Regions from separate parts of the Homo sapiens genome. Here region 2 is linked to region 1. Evidence: chromatin contacts called from ENCODE Hi-C or POLR2A ChIA-PET data. All regions are on one chromosome and are shown on one strand. The core of a region is the stretch at or near the end of the contact, and the rest is flanking DNA. Distances in the headings are between cores, read along the strand shown.

The links. A loop is a pair of places that touch in the nucleus more often than their neighbours do. ChIA-PET counts read pairs that join two places held with the same protein, here RNA polymerase II (POLR2A). Pooled maps may share reads with other maps.
Region 2: a loop to region 1 is called in a map of CD8-positive, alpha-beta T cell, with 7 times the contacts of the local background. The contact joins the promoter of CTDSPL2 here to the promoter of KNL1 in region 1. A Hi-C loop is called at or near these places in 1 of 168 maps with a recorded cell type or tissue (CD8-positive, alpha-beta T cell) and 4 of 50 pooled maps. POLR2A ChIA-PET finds 5 or more read pairs at or near these places in 1 of 52 experiments (CD8-positive, alpha-beta T cell).

Annotation. Positions count from the first base shown.
Region 1 is chr15:40,591,373-40,596,897 of GRCh38, forward strand. KNL1 (kinetochore scaffold 1) reads left to right here and starts at 2,877. Exons shown (of 26, transcript NM_144508.5): 1 at 2,877-3,020. TRS-GCT4-2 (tRNA-Ser (anticodon GCT) 4-2) reads right to left here and starts at 2,534; the gene lies at 2,453-2,534. RefSeq lists a silencer at 2,427-2,476 and enhancers at 2,597-2,816, 3,037-3,356.
Region 2 is chr15:44,425,518-44,431,042 of GRCh38, forward strand. CTDSPL2 (CTD small phosphatase like 2) reads left to right here and starts at 2,112. Exons shown (of 13, transcript NM_016396.3): 1 at 2,112-2,255. It overlaps LOC124903479 (a long non-coding RNA gene), which reads left to right. Exons shown (of 3, transcript XR_007064605.1): 2 at 250-456; 3 at 777-800. RefSeq lists enhancers at 1,014-1,621, 1,276-1,505, 1,622-2,229, 1,786-2,165, 2,230-2,836.

The DNA of each region.
Region 1 (5,525 bases), core at 1,627-4,126:
TAGACCTATAGTTATCACTGCAAGAAGCTGGCAAACCTCAGGAAAATGATGCAGCCCTGGCGTCTCTAGAGAAGTTGCAGCACTAATGGGCAATGTAAATAAAAATGTATTTACAAATGCATTCCCAGCACTTCCCTGGCAAGTGCTGGGAAAAGCCTAGCAGGCCACAGAAGCGTCTAGGAGGGTTACAAAGGTCCAGAAGCAAGAGAGAGCGCACGGGCTAGTTGAAATGGAAGAGGGAGCTGCAGGTTGCAGGGCTTGTTGATGGGGGTGACCTCTAAGCTCAGATCCGAAGGAGAAGCAGGAGCCGCCCAGGCAGTGACATGATGGGAAAGAAGAGGGTGGGGTCAGGGGTATGTTGCAGGGAGAGGAGCAGGGACGGTATCTACAAACGTGTTGTGGAAAGAGAAAAAATCCTAGTTCAAGGAAAGGTAGATCTGTGTCTCCAGGGAGATTTAGAAAGGTCTCTCTCAGGGGCTCTTAACCTTTTTTTTGTGACACAGACCCTTTTGGCAGTCTGGGGAAGTCTAAGGATCTCATCTCAGAATTTTTTTTAAATTTTGATTAAATTTTTAAATTTTTTTGTAGAGACAGGGGCCTCACTATGTTGCCCAGACTGTCTTTGAACTCCCGGACTCAAGGGCTGCTCCTGAGATTTCAGGCATGAGCCACCATGCCTGGCCAGAATGTTGTTTTTAAATGTATAAAATTAAATATGTTAGAATACAAAGGCAACCAATTTTGTTGGAATAGTTGCCAAAATATTCTCAAAGTTTGTGATGTAATAATATAATAATGCATGCACTTTTTTTTTTTTTTTTGAAATGGAGTCTTGCTCTGTCGCCCAGGCTGGAATGCAGTGGCATGATTTTGGCTCACTGCAACCTTCACCTCCCGGGTTCAAGCAGTTCTCCTGCCTCGGCCTCCCCGGTAGCTGGGACTACAGGCACGTGCCACCACGCCCGGGTAATTTTTGTATTTTTAGTACAGATGGGGTTTCACCATGTTGGCCAGGCTGGTCTTGAACTCCTGACCTCAAATGATCCACCCACCTCAGCCTTCCAAAGAGCTGGGATTACAGGTGTGAGCCACCGCGCCCAGCTTAATGCATGCACTTCTTTATGAATGCATAACATTACAAGACATAATAGCAGGTCTAAAAATTACCACAATTTTGAAGTAGCAATGAGCGTAAAGCAATAACAGTAATCTGATATAAAAATATCTGTGATTTCTATTGGTGACAAAATAATGGATAAGGTTAATATTACTGTAGTTAGTTGCTTACCGTTATTGAAGGATGTGCTTTCAATTAGGGAGTGTGGAAATAAGGATGAAATCTTTTTCTGAACCAAATAACCCACTGAATTCTATCCATGGACCCCTTGGAAATGCGTGGAACCCAGCAGAAACCCTTCCTAGCAGCAGGGTAGAGAATGCATTGGAGAGCAAGGCTAAGGAAGGGTGACTCAATGTCCTGAGCCCAAGGAGGTATCAACATTCCCAACGGATTTGGATCTGTAACAGAAAGAAGCCACTGGAGCCAGCAGAGAATGGGGCCACTGCTTTCCATACTCAGTGCCCAAACCTTGCTGAAGCACCTGCCAGAGGCCGTGTTGTGGAGCATGGTGCAATGCAGACAGCCTTGTGGAGGAGACAATCTGTAAACCATGACTGCAAAAGATTGATAAATACTGATTATTAATCTACAGCACAGTGTAGGATTGATAAATACTAATTATTAATCTACAGCACAGATTAGAAGGGTGATTAAGCCAGCGTCTAGTAGATTTGGGTTACACTCTCCTTTCTTCAATTTAGAAGCTGTATAACCTCGGGCAAGCTAATCTTTCAGTCTCCTCATCTGTAAAATGGAGTAATAAAAATATTTGTCATGATCAAGGGTTATAGTGATGTAATTCATGTAAAACATGTGGTGCCTGTAGATAATAAATACCGGATAAAGTGTCTCATGGTAGCTTTTGAAGTGAAACCTGGTATCTCATAATCAGGACAGGTGTTAAAAACCCCAGAGTAACAGTCTACAATAATTGAAACTCCTCAGTTAGGAGCTGTGTTAAAGTTGGAACAGAGCAGCATTGGAACATATGGGATGGTAATAATTGTGGAATTCTATTCACTGTTGTTAACTCCATATAAAAAGAAATTAAATCCAGCATGATTTCTGATTCCTGGAAAGTCTCTTTCCCTCCCTTTTCTTTATCTGTGATGTCAGAACGTTCCAAATACTGTATTTCAACATTTCAGGCCTGAAACTGATGGTGCCAGATTAATTGAGTAATAAATAATAAGTATTCAAGTTTTTCCGCTCTGCAAATTTACTTTGGTTATTAAAAAATTTATTCTGCTCTGCAAATTTACTTTGGTTATTAAAAAATTTATTCTGCTCTGCAAATTTACTTTGGTTACAAGCAAAAGTAAGCCACCACATCGACGAGGATGGGATTCGAACCCACGCGTGCAGAGCACAATGGATTAGCAGTCCATCGCCTTAACCACTCGGCCACCTCGTCCCGGTAAGTTACTGTTTCCTGATTGCTATAGGGAGTAATATCAAGGGGCTGTGACGCAATGTTATGGAAGCCGCCATTTTGTACGGAAGCCAAAGTCCAATCACTTCCATAGCAAGCAATCGAAAGAAGATGGCCGCTCCCACGATTGTGGGGGAGGTCTCCACTGGGGAGGGGCAGAGGAAATTCGGTCGAAAAAGAGATAAAGCTGAAGGAAATAAAATTGGCACGGAGTCTGGGAAAGTAGTTTCCCTAAAGGAGTCTTAGAAATAGGGTTGGTCTGGAACCTAAGGGGCGGAGCCGACGCGTAGAGCCGCTTTGCGCGTGCGCATCACCTAGGCGGTTAGATTTGAATACTTCACTGAGGCGAGCCGGGCGTTGTGAGCGGACTGCTAGAGGCGGCTGTCTGTTTCCGCTCTAAGGAAACTCAGAGCGTGTGGACCCCAAACAAGTCTGCGCAAAATTTGTCGAGGAGGTTTGCCGCGGCAGGTAAAGAGAATGACTCTTTCGTTCTGGGCTTCAGGGAAGGCTTCGGGTTTTGTCTGGGCGCCCTGAAGTTCCTGCGGTGGGAGGTAGGGTACGCTCCCTCAGCCTGGCGGCCTCCGTTAGCGCCGGGCCGAGTAGACGCCCCTGCCCCGGGCCGGGCACACTGTGCCCTTTTTCCCCTCCTCGGCCTGTACGTTGTGCCGCCTCCCGCTTCCCTAACACTTCTCCGCCTGCACCTCGGCCCCTCCGGCCACCCGGCTCGGGTTGCTTGTCCGTCGCTCTCTTGGCGTCCTCTTCCGCCCCGCCCTGCCGTCCTCTGTCAGGGCTCGCGGACTCTTCTTGCACCCCTGCCGCTCTTCCCTAGGGACCTCTCGGCTGTTTGTATTTCTCACTTAAGCTTTTTTTGGCTCTAAATGAAGTGACAGCAATGAGTGATTTTAAAATTCTCAGCTCTTCGTGGTTTAAGGTGTCTGCTCGGAGTGCTGGCCGCACGTAACAGATTTTTCGTTTTCTGCAAGTATAATAACCTTAACAAATGAAGTCAATATTAGTACTGCGCAAATTAGTTTTTAAAAATCCTCTTCTGTTCATTATTCCTCAGGATTTAAGCCCTTATTCTTCACGTTTATTTAAATACTCAAGTTTGAGGGAGGAAAAAGTATTGCCGATTGGAATTTTACAGATAGGTTTAATAGGCATTAACAGATAAAGGATGTGGATGAAGACCAAAGCAGAAGCTTATTCCAGTCTAGATATTAAAATTGATGTTTTCACTTCCGTCGAATCCTGTAGATATTTATTGGGTTCCTTATCCTGTGATAGGGCCGGGGACAGATGATTCCCAAACCTAGAGGGGTTTACAAAGGGAAATAACTAATATACACAAATAACTAGAATACAAGACAGAATGTAAAAGATTATAGGACATTCTAAAGTGGTGTGGGAGCACGGAAAAGGGAGAGCTTATTTGATGCTTTTGGTGATGGATTTGTGGAGAAGACCGCATTTGAGGTGGACGTTGGTTGGAGAGATGATTTACAGATGGGAGTTAATATGTGGTAAAATTTTGGTAATTAAAGGTTAGGGTCAAAGCAGTATAATTCTTGACTTTGCGAATGGCTGGAAATCTTTACAAGATGATAAATACATGTAAATTGAATTAAAATGTTTGGAATGGTAGTATTAATGATGTGTTCGATGTTAAATAATAGACTGTAAAAGATACTGACTCTAGATATTGCCAGTAAAGCAGTGCTGTCCAACAGGGCTTCCTGTGAAAATGGTAATGTTTTATATGTGCACTCCAACATACTACCCATTAGCGACATGGGACTATGGAGCACTTGAAATGTCATTATTGTGACCAAAGAACTGATTATTAAATTTTATTTTATTTTCATTAATTTAAATGTAAATAACTACTATATTGGACAGCACAGGTCTAGAGTCTCTGTCATTTCACTCTTATCCTCCTACAATCCCGGAAAATACTAACTCTAGATATCGGTCGTATAAATGTAGGAGTGGGCAAAGAGCCAGATAGTAAATATTTCAGGCTTTGCAGGCTACATGGTCTTTGTCACATATTCTTTGTTTAGTTGTTATTGCTTGCCTTGTTTTCTACAATCCATTAAAAGGGTAAAAAAACACTCTTAGCTCAAAGGCTAATTGGGCTCAGTCGCTGTTTGAGGACCTACGGATTATTTAGAGTAGTGGTTCCCAAATTTTCTTGATGCATGGCACCCTGAGATCAAAGAAATACCTAACAGTCTATTTATTGAGTACAGTGGTTGGGTCCAAACATTAAGTATATATGTCCCAAACTTAGTAGCCATTTAAAAAAATACAGAAATTGAAGGAAAATATGATATTTTAAATTTTATTTATTTATTTATTCTTTTTTGTGAGACGGAGTCTCGCTCTGTCACCCAGGCTGGAGTGCAGTGGTGCTATCTTGGCTCACTGCAGCCTCCGCCTCCTGGGTTCAAATGATTCTCCTGCCTCAGCTTCCGCAGTAACTGGGATTATAGGCACCCGCCACCATGCGCAGCCAATTTTTATATTTTTAAGTAGACACGGGGTTTCACCACGTTGGCCAGGCTGGTCTCGAACTCTTGACCTCGGGATCCGCCTGCCTTGGCCTCCCAAAGTCCTGGGATTACAGGTGTGAGCCACTGTGCCTGGCCAAAATTTTATTATTAAATAATCACACTTACTGATTGGATATCTGTGCCTGTTGGACACTGCACAACTTCTGAAACTTTGGAATCAGTTTATACCCTGTCACCCTCATTTCCTGTAGTACTTTAATAAAAAATACTTGCTTTTGGGCCGGGCACGGTGGCTCACACCTGTAATCCCAGCACTTTGGGAGGCCGAGGCAGGCAGATCACCTGAGATCAGGAGTTTGAGACCAGCCTGACCAACATGCAGAAACTGCGTCTCTACTAAAAATACAAAATTAGCCAAGCGTGGTGGCGCATGCCTGTAATCCCAGCTACTTGGGAG
Region 2 (5,525 bases), core at 862-3,361, 3.8 Mb after region 1:
TCAGGCCCGTAATCCCAGCACTTTGGGAGGCCAAGGCAGGAAGATGGCTTGAACCATGGATTTTGAGGTTGCAATGAGCTTTAATTACTTCAGCCTGGGGAATGGAGTGAGACCCTGTCTCTAAAAATAAATAAATAAATAAAATAAACTTTAGTAATAATGGGGTAACTGTTTAGTTGGTATTTTACTGCTTTCCATGATACACTCTGGATAAACTAATTATTTGTTGGATTCCATTGAACTTTTCAGGAATCTATTTTTGTGTGTGTGGACTGTTACTATTAATAGTTCTGTGCTGTGTATACCACCAGCTCCCAATAAATGTCGCATTCAGAGCATTTTTGCACTAGGAAGATTTAGGGTGCAAATGAACTCTGACAGAAGAATCTGTAGTATACAAGGTTTTCAGAAGACAACCCACCTGCTCCATACTTCGAAATAATGAGATTCACAACGGTATGTTATTTCTGCTTACTTCTCAGCCTCTCTTGCCATCTTCCCCCTGCCCTCCCATCCTCTTTTCTTAGCGCACAGAACTACTTCTCCAATGGCTCAACACAGTCTCATCTTTGGACTTTTCCGTCTGTTGTTTCCTTTACCCAGACACTCTTCCCCTGCAACACACACTCCTCCTTTTTGTCTCAGATGTTATCTTACGAAACCTTCCCAGACCCCCTCGCCGGCACTCTCATGTGTTTTACAACGCCTATCATGCCATCCTTGTATTCGCTTTATCAGTTTTTAAATTCTGTTTACTTGGGTGTCTTCTTCAATAGATTATGATCTTTGGCCGGGCGCGGTGGCTCACGCCTGTAATACCAGCACTTTGGGAGGCCGAAGCGGGCGGATCACGAGGTCAGGAGTACGAGACCAGCCTGACCAACGTGGTGAAACCCCGTCTCTACTAAAAATACAAAAATTAGCCGGTCGTGGTGGCGCGCGCCTGTAATCCCAGCTTCTCGGGGGGCTGAGGCAGAAGAATCGCTTGAACCCGGGAGGTGGAGGTTTGAGCCGAGATCGCGCCACTGCACTCCATCCTGGGCGACAGAGTGAAGACTCCGTCTCGAAAAAAAAAAAAAATCATTACCTTTGGGGAAGGCAGTATCCGTGTCTGCCTGGCTCACTGTTTTACCCGTCGCACCTAGTTATTTTTTCAATAAATATTTCTTGATTGAATAAGGAGAGTGGCTTGGAGTTTCAGTGAAAAATGTTCTTCCAAACACTAGGCTTGGTTTTCCGATACCCCACTAGAACTGGATTCTCTGGACTGATACATTTTCACTCTGTGGAGCTGACCGTCCTTTGACCTAGGGTCGCAGGTGGGAGCCCACTGGCCTGAAAGATCCGAGTTTTCAACCTGCAGAATCACCGCCAACATAGGGTTGAGTCGAAGGGCATGAATATTTATGATCCAAAAGCGACTGCTACGCCCTCTAGGCAATGAGCTGGAAAGGGAACCTTCAAGGGCCACCGAAATCCCAGGAAAGGCGCCAGATTCGCTTTCTCCCGGCCTCAGGCAGCTCTCCCTACGAACTACCTCCTCCAGCGCGCCAAGCCGTTAGTCCCGCCTTATCCCCTCAGCTCCACCTACCCAGCGCGCCCACAGTTACTAAACCCTAGCCGCCAGGGTGCACTACGCGTTCCTAAGCCCCGCCTCCGGGGCAAGGGCGCGCTCCCCCTCCCAGCTCTGCCCAAGCAGTTCCGTTAGGAGCGGGAGGAAAAACCGTCCTTCGGGTCCCCGCCTCTCCACTCCTAACGCTTTACTCCCTACTCCCCCTGCGACCACTACACAGCCGGCTACGGAGGCCCCTAATGTACAAATATCCCCCAGGCCCTTGCTCATCCTGATAGGTTTTGTCCTTTCTTAATCGACCCAGTACTAAGGCCTTGTGTTCAGTTTTTCTCCAGGATTCAGACTAGAGAGTTTCTTCCGGCGTAAGGAACTTCAACGCTCTTCACGGAAGTAAAAGTGTTTTTTTGGTTGTTGTTGCCGTTGTGGCTGCCCGCATTCCTTCCCTCCCACCTCGCGGAATTGTGGCGGGAGGGGGAGGAGGAAGTCAGGGCGCCTGCGCGGAGAGGCCGCTTTCCATCCGGGTCCCTGTCCGTGCGGTGCAGCAGGTCGGTAGGCGGGAAATGGCGACTGGCTGAAGGAGCTGGTTCTGTTGCTGCTGCGGGGTAAGCGGGAAAGACACCACACATTGCGCAGTCGGGACCATCGCCGGAGCCTGAGGACACTTCTCTGTCGTCACAGTTAGGTAATCCCCTTCGTCCAGACGCCGCCGCTGCTTCCAATCTCAGTCCTCCTCCTCTTCCAGGGCCGTCTGCCGGGATCTCCTCCCCTTCTAAACCTGGTCCTCCAGCGGCTCTGGCGCCTTGGTAGGCATGCACTCTTTGGCGCCTCGTACGTCCACTGTGCGGAGCCGCTCCTGTCTGGACTTTCCCCTGGGAACAGAAAGGGAGCTCACTTCCCGCCAGCTTCACCTCTTAGGTTGCGGCCTGCGTTGTGATTTCTGGGGTTAGATTTCACTTTGCTACCCACCCCCACTCCGATCTCAAGTTCCTAGTCCCCAACCTCTGGGTAATTAAGTTAGAAGTTTAGCTTTTTTTAACCTTTTTGGCCCACCTCATGTTTTCAGCATTTCATTCTTTGGAGTAGGGTGCTTTTAGGGGGGCGTTGCTCTTATCTCAGTTCTTATAAACACCTTTTCAGAATCTGGAAGAAGGGATTTGACTAAGTTCTGTTTATCTTTTGTACTGTTAAAATCTCGAGTTGACATTGTTACTTTTTCAAATCGGGAGTGGTAGTAAAGAACAGTCCATGTGGAAGGCGTCTGGTTTCCACAGTGGTCAGTTAAAGAGTGAACCTTATTATCCTTAATATTCTCTGCTTTCTTTGGATTTTAAATGTCTGTATGGGTGTTTACTTTTGCATTCTTGACCAGAGTTCTGTGGTAAATAATTGCATAAGTAAATCTTGTTTATTTACTTCTCACCCTAGTGGTGGCTGGATGTGTGAATGATGTTAAACACTTCAGCGTACCTTAGGGAAACCTAAAGAGATCTAAGAGCTCGTAAACTTACCTGAGATCCTGAAATGAAACGTACTCAGTAGATGTTCCTCCGAGGCAGGGATTTATCTTCCTAATGCTGGTAACGCAGTACCAAGATGAATTTCTTCAGTGGGTATACAAATTAGTGACTTGAAATGATGGATTTATCTGTGTAATTTTCAAATTGTAGATTGCTTTGTCTCCCCATTCTTCGCCCAGTTTTAAATTTTCGTTCCTGGTCCATTTTTTATTCTTAGAAAAGGGAAATGGCGTGTTAAAGCTAGTTTTACTATATTTCTTTACTTTTTCTTTCCTTTTTTTTAAATTACATTGCAGACCAATTGTTCATAAAGAGAAGTAATAAGGAGGCTGTTGGTGTTTTCGGAATTTATTAATCATGTTGAATTTGGGATCTTTGTAGGTTTTTTTGTTTTCACTAATCAAATTAAAATTTTAAAAACTGTTCACATTGAATATCAGTTGATATTTATAACTCAGGTTTTCAGTTCTGGATAGGTCCAGTTTAGAGAATTTCACTATTGTTTGCACGATGTTATGGTTAATTTTCAATAATAAACAGGAACACACAAACATTATTATAATCCTCATTTGGTAGACTTTGCCCAAGGTCATAAAGAAAGTCAAGGCAAAAGGTAGCTCTTATGTGAAGGAGTTTTTTAGGATTAAGTTGAGCTTCATACTTTCCTAAGGCGAATAGAATAGTGGAGGTACAGGCACGTTAACTACTTGCCGAGTCAGTTTATTTAAAAAATGGAGCCAAATATGCAACTTAAAGGGATCTTAAATCATTGGTCTAGTGTGTAGGTTTTGTCTGTATTTTAATGACCTTTTTGGGTAGTTAATAGCGTTAATGTTTTTAATAAAAATTAGTTTGCAGCTAGCTGAGTGAGCATTGTAGACCTTGTTTTCAAGAGTTCTCCTAAATTGTTTAGTACTACGTGCATTCAGTACTTGCACTCTTTTAATGCTTTCTCAGAGTTGAAAGAACGTATAAGCTGGCTGGGTGGGGTGGCTCACGCCTGTAATCCCAGCACTTTGGGAGGCCAAGGCAGGCGGATCACAAGATCAGGAGTTCGAGAACAGCCTGGCCAACATAGTGAAACTCCATCTCTACTAAAAATACAAAAATTAGCCGGGCATGGTGGTGCACACCTGTAGTCCCAGCTACTCGGGAGGCTGAGACAGGAGAATCGCTTGAACCCAGGAGGCGGAGGCTGCAGTGAGCTGAAGACCACCCCACTGTACTCCAGCCTGGTGACAGAGCGAGACTCCGTCTCAAAAAAAAAGAATGTAAAAGCTATAAATGATGTAGTCCTTAACCTTTGTGGACTTGTAGCTATATAGAAAATCTAAATAGGATTGCATAGGAATGTCAGGGTTTGTATGTTTCACAAGATTCCATTCTACATAGTGTCTCTTGTGCATTTAACTTGAGCTGGTAATGTTACTGTTTTCCCACTGTTAAGAAATTAAGAATTGGGGAAGTCTTTTCTTTTCAGATTCATCTAGCTGATCTCAAGTTTGTGATTTCTGCTTAAGTGGTTTTTCATGAGATTATTATATAACAGAGTCCATCTAATTCTGGTTAAAGAAACTTGGACCTGTTGTTCACCAAGGATGTACTAGATTCTGGATTTGTAGCTATAGATTTTATTGTCAGTTGAGTAAAATGGCATTTATTTTTATTTTTATTTTTTAGAGATGGGGGTCTCTCTTTGTGGCCCAGGTTGGAGTGCAGTAGTGAACCCCTGGGCCTATGCAGTCCTCCTGCTTCAGCCTCCCAAGTAGCTGGGACTGCAGGCACATGCTACCACACCTGGCTAATTTTTTTAGTTTTTTGTAGAGATGGGGTCTCCCTATGTTGCCCAGGCTGCTTTGCAACTCCTGGCTACAAGCAATCGTCCTGCCTCAGCCTCCCAAAGTGCTGGGAAGACGGGTATTTGCCACCAAGCCGAGTCCAAAATAGTATTAATTTATCCTAGTCATAGGAGACTGTGCTTTAGATTGATGAGATAATGAATAAAATGGTTTGCCAGAATTTGGAAAAAGCAATATCTAATTGTAACTTACCAGGTTGTGAAAGCATAAAGTAGAAAAGACACTTTAAGTCACAAATATCAAGTGTGCTGAGAGTTTATTTGTGTTGTGCTCTAAGTAATTTTTCTGGTTAAAAGTAAGCTAAAAAGTACCTGATTGTTTTAAGTAAATTGGCTACAGGGGGTCATTTGCTACTTTTTTTTTTGTTTTTTTGAGACGGAGTTTCGCTCTTATTGCCCAGGCTGGAGTGGAATGGTGTGATCTTGGCTCAGTGCAGACTCCACCTCCTGGGTTCAAGTAATTATCCTGCCTCAGCCTCCTGAGTAGCTGGGACTACAGGCACGCGCCACCACACCTGGCTAATTTTTGCATTTTTAGTAGAGATGGGGTTTCTCTATGTTGGCCAGGCTGGTCTTG